Linked DNA regions of Homo sapiens: region 2 is linked to region 1. A link is a loop called in an ENCODE intact Hi-C map of the cell type or tissue named here. Cell type or tissue: PC-3. All regions are shown on one strand. Links, peaks and the distances in the headings refer to the core of each region. The heading gives the core; the rest is flanking DNA. Region 1 has its middle 52 kb from the start of BNC2. Region 2 overlaps BNC2 (basonuclin zinc finger protein 2).

Region 1 (5,379 bases), core at 197-5,196:
GGCACTCTGCTCCCTGTGCTGCCCAGGTCCTTTGGTCTTCTTCTGTGACAGTTTCTTTTCTTAGCCCACTAAGCAATGATAGCCACCAAGATCATATGCTAAATATACCCCCTCTTTGGCAAAAAACCCCACATATATATATATACACACACACACACACACACATAATAAAAAAATCAGAAGTTGAGAGGTGACAACGTGCTAGCAGCCCTCGCTCGCTCTCAGCACCTCCTCAGCCTTGGCGCCTCCTCAGCCTCGGCGTGTGGCCACACTTGAGGAGCCCTACAGCCCGCTGCTGCACTGTGGGAGCCCCTCTCTGGGCTGGCTGAGGCCAGAGATGGCTCCGTTTGTGGGGAGGTGTGGAGGGAGAGGCACAGGCGGGAACCGGGGCTGCGCGCTGTACTCGCGGGCCAGCGTGAGCTCTGGGTGGGTGCGGGCTCCACAGGCCCTGTGCCCGGCGCTGCTGGCTCTGGGCAGTGAGGGGCTTAGCACCTGGGCCAGCAGCTGCAGAGGGTATGCTGGATCCCCCAGCACTGGGGACCCGCCCACACCACGCTTGAATTCTCACCGGGCCTCAGCCGCCTCCCCAACAGGGCAGGGCTCGGGACATGCAGCCTGCCATGCCCAAACACCCACTACCCCCCCGCACCCCCACTGTGGGATCTCATGCGGCTGGAGTCTCCCTGCCGCCCACTACTCAGCACGCCTGGGTCCCATCGACCACCCAAGGGCTGGGGAGTGCAGACGCGCAGCACAGGACTGGCGGGCAGCTCTGCCCACAGCCCGGTGCGGGATCCACTAGGCGAAGCCTGCTAGGCTTCTGAGTCGGGTGCAGACTTGGAGAACTTTTAAGTCTAGCTAAAGGTTTGTAAATGCACCAATCAGCACTTTGTGCCTAGCTCAAGGTTTGTAAACGCATCAATCAGTACCCTGTGTCTTCCTCAAGGTTTGTAAATGCACCAATCAGTGCTCTGTGTCTAGCTAATCTAGTGGGGACTTGGAGAACTTTTGTGTCAAGCTAAAGGAGTGTAAATGCACCAATCAGCACTCTGTGTCTAGCTCAAGGTTCATAAATGCACCAGTCAGCACACTGTCAAAATGGACCAATCAGCTCTCTGTAAAATGGGCCAATCAGCTCTCTGTAAAATGGGCCAAGCAACTCTCTGTAAGATGGACCAATCAGCAGGATGTGGGTAGGGTCAGATAAGGGAATAAAAGCAGGCTTCCGGAGCTAGCAGTGGCAATCTGTTCTGGTGCCTTTCCATGCTGGAAAAGCTTTGTTCTTTCACTCTTCACAGTAAATCTTGTTGATGCTCAGTCTTTCAGTCTGTGTGCCTTTATGAGCTATAACACTCACTGCGAATGTCTACAGCTTCACTCCTGAAGCCAGCAAGACCACGAACTCACTGGGAGGGACGAACAACTCCAAACGCGCTGCCTTTAAGAGCTGTAAAACTGACCGTGAATGTCTGCCGCTTCACCCCGGAAGTCAGTGAGACCACAAACCCACCAGAAGGAAGAAGCTCTGGACATCTATGAACATCTGAAGGAACAAACTCGGGACACACCATGTTTAAGAACTGTAACACTCACCGCCAGGGTCCACAGCTTTATTCTTGAAGTCAGTGAGACCAAGAACCCGCTAATTCTGGACACAAAGTCAATACCACTATTCTAACATTGTATTTGAATTTGAAAATACTCTATATGATTCTTGACTTAAAATATTTCAATGACTTTTTACAAGGAAATAACTTGTGGCAATTATATACTGATGTAAGCTCCTAAGTAAGAGACAGGATGTCTTCAGTGACTCATAGCAGTATCTTTTTCTTTTTTTTTTTTTGAGACGGAGTCTCACTCTGTTGCCCAGGCTGGAGTGTGGTGGTGCAATCTCAGCTCACTGCAAGCTCCGCCTCTTGGGTTCATGCTCTTCTGCCTCAGCCTCCCGAGTAGCTGGGACTACAGGCGCCCACCACCATGCCAGGCTAATTTTTTTTGTATTTTTAGTAGAGACGGGGTTTCACCATGGTCTCGATCTCTTGACCTCGTGATCCACCCACCTTGGCCTCCCAAAGTGCTGAGATTATAGGCGTGAGCCACCATGCCCAGCCTCATAGCAGTATCTTCACACACTCCTTAGCTGGACAACACCAAGAGGCCCCACTGGTAGCTCATCAAAGATATTTATTCCTTGGCTAAAGCGAGCTAAGTTTGTTACTGTTGCATCTGTGGAGCTACCATGGTAATGGGAGGCAGGACTGGTTTCAGGAGCTTGAGATCTGCGCAGTGGCTTAGGAAGCCAGACCCTGTTAGAAGGGTCCTGTGCATCCATTTATGCCCTGCTGTTGCTATCTTGGAATTCTTAATAATTTTTGAACAAGGGTGACCTAGTTTTCATTTTGTACTGGGATCTGCAAATTACGTACTTGATGGGAGGTAGGAAGTAACAAGCACAGTTTAAGAGGGGGAAGTATACTTAATCCTCTATACATTCTTTTCAAAGAATAAGGCAAACCACATTCCAGAAAGCAAAAGGGTTCTCTTTCCTCACCTTGGTTATTTTCTTCACCTTGATCATTTTATATTTCTTCACCTTGATCATTTTATATGAAGATGACTAGAGTATCCTAAAGAATGTAAGAGAAGGATTAGAAAAAGGAATGATGACTTTACATTGTTTTTGTATTAGAGGATATAATACTAGCTTGAAGGGAATAATTCAGGTAGTGATTTTCTTTTCATGGAAACTTTTGTATTCCATTAAAATGCAATATAAACCTAAATCACCTTAGAAACCTCTAGGGGAACAGCCATATAGATTGCTTTCTTTTCAGTACTTACATTCTGGGAAATTTTTAAACTTACTTACATTTTAGGGGAGGAACTTTTTCAGAAATTTGATGTCAATAAATTAACTGATCGGGAAATGAGAAATATGGTGGTTTTTATTCCTGCTCTACTCTGGGAGGCAGTAGAACATAGTGAAAATCAAAGTCTCCAGGAAGGATTGATTTTAATCCCTGCTGAATTACCTTAGGGACCTCCCTCAAAGACCATGAACCTCAGTGTCCTAAACTGTGAAACTGGGTGACTAATACCCATCTCACAGGGTGGTTAATGGGTGATCAAACAAGACAATGCCATAAAATGTTTGACAAAGTGCAAGGCGTTGAGTCAGCTGTAATTATTGTTGTTGTTAATATTATTTCTTTCTGTCCTTCTCTTCTAGTGGAAGCCCTGTCTAAAACGATCTAGTCCTTCTGTGAGAGCCTGGATAAAGAATTTAACATGTTGGTACTAGAATATCCTCATTTGTGAAATGGTTGTTAACTTAGCACACCACCTAGCAGGTGATAGACATTCAGTAACTAACAGCATGTGGGTTGGGGTTAAGGGTTGTTTTTTTTTGTTTGTTTTGAGACGGTGTTTCGCTCTTTTTTGTCCAGGATGGTGTGCAATGGTGCTATCTTGGCTCACTGCAACCTCCGCCTCCTGGATTCAAGCAATTCTTCTGCCTCAGCCTCCCGAGTAGCTGGGATCAGAGGCGCACACCACCACGCTCGGCTAATTTTTGTATTTTTAGTCGAGACGGGGTTTTGCCACATTGGCCAGGCTGGTCTCGAACTCCTTACCTCAGGTGATCCGTCTGCCTCAGCCTCCCAAAGTGCTGGGATCACAGGTGTTAGCCACCACGCCCAGCCTCTTGATTTAGTGTGATTTGTATTTGAAATACAAAAATAAAGATCAAGTTCCCTGGCCGTGTATAAGAAATAACAACCCACGTACGTAGTACTCTCTTTCTTTCTTTTTTTTTTTTTTTGAGATGGAATCTTGCTCTGTCGCCCAGGCTGGAGTGCAGTGGTGTGATCTCGGCTCGCTGCAAGCTCCACCTCCCAGGTTCACACCATTCTCCTGCCTCAGGCTCCCGAGTAGCTGGGACTACAGGTGCCCACCACCACGCCCGGTTAATTTTTTGTATTTTTGGTAGAGATGGGATTTCACCATGTTAGCCAGGATGGTCTCAATCTCCTAACCTCGTGATCCGCCCACCTCGGCCTCCCAAAGTGCTGGGATTACAGGCATGAGCCACCGTGCCCAGCCAGTACTTTCAATTCCTAAAATGTTTTCATGCATCTTCTCTGAGGAGGGCACGCGCTAGTAAATTACAGAATCTGGAATCCTGACTCTAGTTTTATGATCTTTCTTCCTCATCACCATTTTATTCTATCAAATATTTGGAGACTCGTTATAGTGCTGTCTTCAGGAAAATTGCTTGTGCAAGGTTATTGATGAAAGATGGGTAAGAGCACTCTATAGCCAAGCATTCCTTGGTGCTTGGGAATTAAACTCCACTCTTCCCCCAACTGGTGTCCGTGTGTCATAATGTTGTCTAATTCAAGAGCGAGAAAAGGATCCAGCCTGTGGATACAGAGGGCTATGCCCAAAATGCATAGGGACTTACTGAAGATAAATTCACCTGCATATCAGTCTTATCTAAAATCATCCCTGATCTGGCTGGGCGCGGTGGCTCACGCCTGTAATTCCAGCACTTTGGAAGGCCAAGGCCAGCGGGTCACGAGGTCAGAAGATCGAGAACATCCTGGCTAACATGGTGAAACCCTGTCTCTACTAAAAATACAAAACATTAGCGGGGTGTGCGGGCGGGTGCCTGTAGTCCCGGCTACTCCGGAGGCTGAGGCAGGAGAATGGCGTGAACCCAGGAGGCAGAGCTTGTAGTGAGCCGAGATTGTGCCACTGCACTCCAGCCTGGAGGACAAAACGAGACTCCGTCTCAAAAAAAAACAAAAACAAAAAAATCCCTGAGCTTATATAATGATGTTGTTTTAAATTCCAAATTTCAGAAAAAGCCTTATAATGTCCTTTATTATTGATATGGTTTGCCTGTGTCCTTACCCAACTCTCATCTTGAATTGTACCTCCCATAATTCCCATGTGTTGTGGGAGGGACCCAGTGGGAGGCAATTGAATCATGGGGGTGGGTTTTTCCCCGCTGTTCTCGTGAGAGTAAGTCTCATGAGATCTGATGGTTTTATAAAGGGCAGTTCCCTGCACCCACTCCCTTCCCTGCTGCCATGTAAGACGTACCTTTGCTCCTCCTTCACCTTCTGCCACGATTGTGAGGCCTCCCCAGCCATGTGAAACTGTGAGTCCATTAAACTTTTTTCTTTATAAATTACCCAGTCTCAGATCTTTCTTCGTAGTAGTATGGAAATGGACTAATACAATTATCAAGCGCCAAATAAAAGCACTCCATCCCCACAACAGAAGCTCTTGTCATCTTGTAAGCTGTTCTCCATGGTAAACAGCACTAAGGAGAACCTTGTCTAATCTCATAGATGCTTTGTCTTCCAGTTC
Region 2 (5,379 bases), core at 260-5,259, 350 kb after region 1:
TAGGTATGTGAGGTGAGCATTTGGCAAGAATATGAGACTTGATGAATAAAAAATACATTTTATAGCTTAACGCACCCACAGCAGCTTTCTCTGTGCAAATTATTTTCTTTTTTTTTCTTTGACTTTAAATGAAAGGATATACCATTCCAACAAGCTGCATGAATACTAGAATCTTCATTCACTTTCAAGAGATCTGAATTAATACCAGTGTTATTTCCTTTGGCTGAGGTCTGCCTGCAAGAATGCTTGTTGCACTGGAATTTTGAGACCTTTCTTTTATTATGTTCTGTAAATGTGATTTCCTTTTACTGCATGCATTTCATTCGAGGAAAAGATAGTTTTACATTATTACTTTAATTATTTACTAATTAAGCCAGCTTTTTTCCTGCCTATATTTTCTCCAAACTCCTGATTTTTTTTTAATGTAAAGTAAGCAGACCTGGTCTACATCATCCAGATCATCAGTCAGTAGATATTTATTAAACCTATCTCATACATGAAGGATTGTGCCAGGTAGCCTTCAGTTCTTCCACGGAAATGATGAGAAGTATAAAGTTAATTTAGTATCATATACCAACCAGCTTTATGGTTTAATGTACTGTAAGACTTAATATGCATATAACCCATTAATTTCAAACCTTTTTTTTTGTATTCACTGGATATAATTTTTCTTTTTTTTTTCTCAGCATGGTTGAATTTGAATTTTCAGCTTGTACTTGATATGTCTTATCAGACCAGGGGTATTTATAGAGACCTTCACCCAAATAGAAAATATAGAATTTTTGATTGAATCTGAATATCAATAAACAATAAATGATTTTAAATATAAATATTACCATGCAAATTTAGGTGAGAGTCCTTTATGTTTATTTGCTAAATCTGGCAAGCCCATACCTAAAAGAAAATCCTATTCAGACTCAATTTGCATAAATCCTAAATCAGGGCTATTGGTCATAAGCATCCTATAATCAAAAAGGTTTTGGGCCAGGCGCGGTGGCTCACGCCTGTAATCCCAGCACTTTGGGAGGCCGAGGCAGGTGGATCAGGAGGTCAGGAGATTGAGACCATCCTGGCCAACATGGTGAAACCCCGTCTCTACTAAAAATACAAAAATTAGCTGGGTGTGGTGGTGCGTACCTGTAATCCCAGCTACTCGGGAGGCTGAAGCATGAGAATCGCTTAAACCCAGGAGGTGGAGGTTGCAGTGAGCCGAGATTGTGCCATTGCACTCCAGCATGGCGACAGAGCGAGACTCCATCTCAACAACAACAACAAAAAAAGCTGTTGATTATATCAGTCCTACATTTAGAATCATGAGATCTCAGTATTTTATTTACAAATTCCTCAAGTTCGTTGGAGGCATGGTAGTTTGTAAGGACTTACAAGCAAGGCAGATCAAAACAAGTAATTTTTCATTTTGTCCTATGAAAGTTCACATGTCTTTATTATTTGTCCCAGTCTATGTTCTTATAAATTGTCTAAATATCTGTGAAAGTGGTTTGTTCCCAACTGGTAACTCTCTAATATTCTCCCTGACTTGAGTCCAAAACCTAGCATAACTAAAGTAGTCCAGTCTTTTCCTTGCCAATCTCTTTTCTTCCCTAGTCTTCTCTCCTTCCCACTCCGCATAGAAATTCCTTTATCATAAGAATAAAGCATGACATTTCTGTGATATCATGCTCATTCTGAGTGACTCCACAACAGTGTCCATATGATAATTTGTAAATGTGTCAAGATAAAGAGAGGAGACTAAAAAACAACTAAGTTTCGTCTGACAAAGGGAGATAATGTTCCCAGCAAGCTCTGGCTTGGAGACTATCCCAACGAAAACAACATTTTCTTTCGTAGAAATTTTTTTCCAGAGGGGTGTTTAGGGTTTGGTGAACAGTAGCACAGGCACTAATTTGAGTCCTCAGGGGAAGGGAAGTACATGCTTAGCAGTGGCAAAGTAAGAACCAGATCCTTAGGGGAAATGTTTCTAGGGCTTTGTTCAGAAACACAAGGATAGAAACACTATCGTCTTCTTCCCTTGGTGCACTCGTTTGGAAAAAGCGGAAGCTGGTGCAGTATCTGCTTAAAGAATTTGTCTTTCTAGTGGACTTAGTTTTTCCAGATTGTAAATGCTGAAACCCGGCTTTGCCTAGCTGCAAAATTCTCTTTTGCTCAGGGAAAACAGCTTTTAGCTGCCTCCTAGTTTTGGTGAGGCAGCTGGATTCTGGTCTCTCCATGAGCAAAGTCCTTGGACTTTTTTCTTCGTTTTAGAGAGCAAAAGCAAGGCCATTTTCCTGCCTGGCACAGGAGGCTTTTTTGGGCTTGACCTGAGGGCACAGTGCCCTCTTCTGCCTCTCTCCTTTACTTGCTGATCACTGCTGATAAGCTCTAAAGGGAAGACATCCTCATAAATGCAAAGGTTTGGTGCTTGATTAATGGCACTAAGTATTTTCTTATTGTGTCTCTGAGCAGCTTTTGATTTGTTTCTCAGCCTGCACACTTTTTGGATGGTGCTTTGCACTCCTTAAATTTTCTTTAAACCCAGCGCAAACAGTGCCTCCCCTTCAAAGTCCTGGGCTGTCTGCCTATTAGCTCCCCAGATTTTCTTTTTTTCCTAGCTATGTTTTATTCAGATGGAACATAAAGTGAGGCTGGCAAGACCTGGCCTCCAGTGTAGTCACTGCTGGTCTGCTGGTAAGGAGTTTCGTGGGAGGGTGTTGAGAATGAAACACACAGAGCTGTATCCCGCTTCGGGTGAATGAATGGGAGGCAATATACAAAATAGGTAAGAATGTTGTTCTTGAATGAGACTGTTTACATTCACGTCGCGGCTCTGTCACCTACTGTAGGTAGAATCTTGCCAAGTTGTATAATCTCTCTGTTCTGTCATCTGTGAAATGTGAGTGATGATAGCTCCTAGCTCATAGTGTTCTTCTAAGATTAAATGAGATAATCCAGATGCCTCATACATAGTATACACTTAATAAGTGTTAGTTGCTGTTATCACTAACTTCCTATAAAAGTAAGACTTCAACACTGTGGACATGATAGACATGTTTTAGCAAAGTAGAGTGATTAAAAGTTGGGTGTGGCCAGGCCAGTGGTCAAATCCCTTCTCTGCCTTTTGTTAGTAATGCCTTCTCTAAGACTCAGTTATTTCATCGAGAAATTCGGATAATAATAGCAATGCATCTAAATAACACAGATTCATTTTGAGAGAGGATTACATGAAAGAGTAGGGTTAGCCCAATATTCTGGCACAACAATTTTAGGAGCTAGTATTGTTATTGCTAAGTCAATAAAATAATATTAAACATCAATATTAATGATAATATCTAGTGTCTCCCTTAAGGTACGAATGTGGAATGTGTTGGGATGAAACTATTTCTCCTTCCAGGGAAGGTTTTCTTCAGTATGCAGTTGCAGAGGTCAGGTCACCAGTTCTTTTGGCTGTTGGACCAAGTGTTCCGTAGGTGAAATTGTTTTCCCAAGCAAATCCAGTATAGTTCCATACCTTCCATTTCCCCTAAAATGTCATTTGAGCCCTTATTTGAACACAGTAAGGAATATTTTACACCAAAAGTCATTTTGAGAATTGCGCCAGTTAAAATAAATTATAGTAATATTTACCTGCTAAAAATCCAAAAGCTATAAGTAGGTGAATTTTAGGTAGGATTAAGGCTACTTTTACCTATTTTCACACCTGTCTTTTTGCATGTGAAGTGCTTCGATGGGCTCGCCACTTTATCATTTTATTGCATTTTATTACATCATAAATTTTTATATCTTGCTAACGATCCTACAGGAAGCTTAATTGTTTATAGGAGCATCTTAATTAACTGGAGTTCACCAGGTTAAGCAGAACACAAATTGAAGGGTTTATAAATGAAACACACTCAACTCCTCTCCTTTTACTCAGGATAAACTAGGAGATTCGGCTGGGTCGTAAGGACCCCATATGCCTCAGCAATATCATGTTGATCCTTTCAACCACTCTTCCTTCTCTATTATGTCATAAATGGTGACTTCTAACTCCTCTCCCCTCTTTACTGAAGTGTGAAATTGCTGGATAAGTACAGTATTTCAAAGATAACTCTGAATTGTATTCTGGGAGCCCTAAAATGTTGTTTATACATCCCATTTCTTACCAGGTTTTGCCTTTGTAGATGTTTATATATCTTCAAAAGGTTCTTGAATTAATTTGTTATTAGTTCGCATATACCCAAAGAATTGTATAAGAAGTGCTTTAAGTATTACTTTAAGTATTACCACAACTGGATAGACTTGTAACCAGTATTTGTTAAAAGGCCCAGTAGTGAGATTCCTCTCTTCGTTCAGCTGCTCCCTGGTACCCAGGGAGATCCCCACTTTGACCTCATGGGCCTCTTTGCCTTCTGTACAGTCAAGTGACGCTACAAATTTAAATGCAAACCCATCTAATTGAAAGGACAGTCTTGGGCCTTAGATTCTACTCGCCAAGAAATGTAAAGGCAACTCTACACCTGGCTGTCCAATAAGGAAGCCACTGTTATGGCTTTGAACACTTGAAATGTGGCTAGTCCAAATTGAGATGTGATGTAGGTATAAAGTGTACACCAAATTTTGGAGCTGTCATCTTATTTAAAAAAAGAATGTAAAATAGTCATTAAGAGTTGTTCTTCCATATATTTTTGATTTATCATGTCAAATACGTTTTTAAACATCACTTTTTTACTATTTTACTTGAAACTAGAAAAATTAAAATTCTGTATCTTGGCTTGAATTATATTTCTTTCTTTTTCTTTTTCTGTTTTTTTTTTTTTTTTGAGACAGGGTCTTGCTCTGTCACCCAGATGCAATGGTGCAATGTCATCTCATTGCAACTTCCCCTTCCTGGGTTCAAGCAATCCTCCCACCTCAGCCTCCTGAGTAGCTGGGACCACAGGTGTGCGCTACCACGCCCAGCTAATTTTTGTATTTTTTGTAGAGATAGGGTTTCGTCTTGTTGCCCAGGCTGGTCTCAAGCTCCTAGATGCAAATGATCTTCCCGCACTGGCTCCCAAAGCACTGAGATTACAGCTGTGAGCCTCCGTGCCCGGCCATAAATTATATTTCCATTAGACGTGGTAATCGTAGGCTCTAGGTATGAGAGAATATATTTGGAGAGCTAAAGCCTAGGTTAAAGTGGTTTGGTGGCAGAGTAGTTAGAATTGGTGTGATAATCCTAACACCCTAAATCCAGGCTCTTGTCCCTTGAGTCACCACTGTAAACTCTTTCCCAGTTTTTCGTACTTTGACGCTTGCTGCACTATTGATCCTGGCCAGTTTTTCCTGTGCCTTGTTCATCAAGAAAGTGGGATTCCCACCCCTTTACTCCCCTCTGCACCACCACTCCCCACCCCCGGAGCA

The links. A loop is a pair of places that touch in the nucleus more often than their neighbours do. Peaks named below come from ENCODE experiments on the same cell type or tissue, not always from the same donor. Only the 100,000 strongest peaks of a DNase experiment are listed, where the experiment ranks them.
Region 2: a loop joins it to region 1, with 4 times the contacts of the local background. A loop is called at or near these places in 1 of 110 quality-filtered maps.

What each region holds. Positions count from the first base shown.
Region 1 is chr9:16,919,778-16,925,156 of GRCh38, reverse strand. No RefSeq gene overlaps it. Among named protein-coding and RNA genes, the nearest start is that of BNC2, 52 kb to the right of the region's middle. RefSeq lists an enhancer at 2,882-3,489. In PC-3, for the core only: a CTCF peak has its summit at 2,969; a DNase peak (open chromatin) is centred at 3,086; H3K27ac peaks cover 765 bases.
Region 2 is chr9:16,572,639-16,578,017 of GRCh38, reverse strand. The region is part of intron 4 of BNC2 (basonuclin zinc finger protein 2); the gene reads left to right. Among named protein-coding and RNA genes, the nearest start is that of BNC2-AS1, 150 kb to the left of the region's middle. In PC-3, for the core only: a CTCF peak has its summit at 2,353 (motif pointing left); no DNase peak of the experiment used is centred there.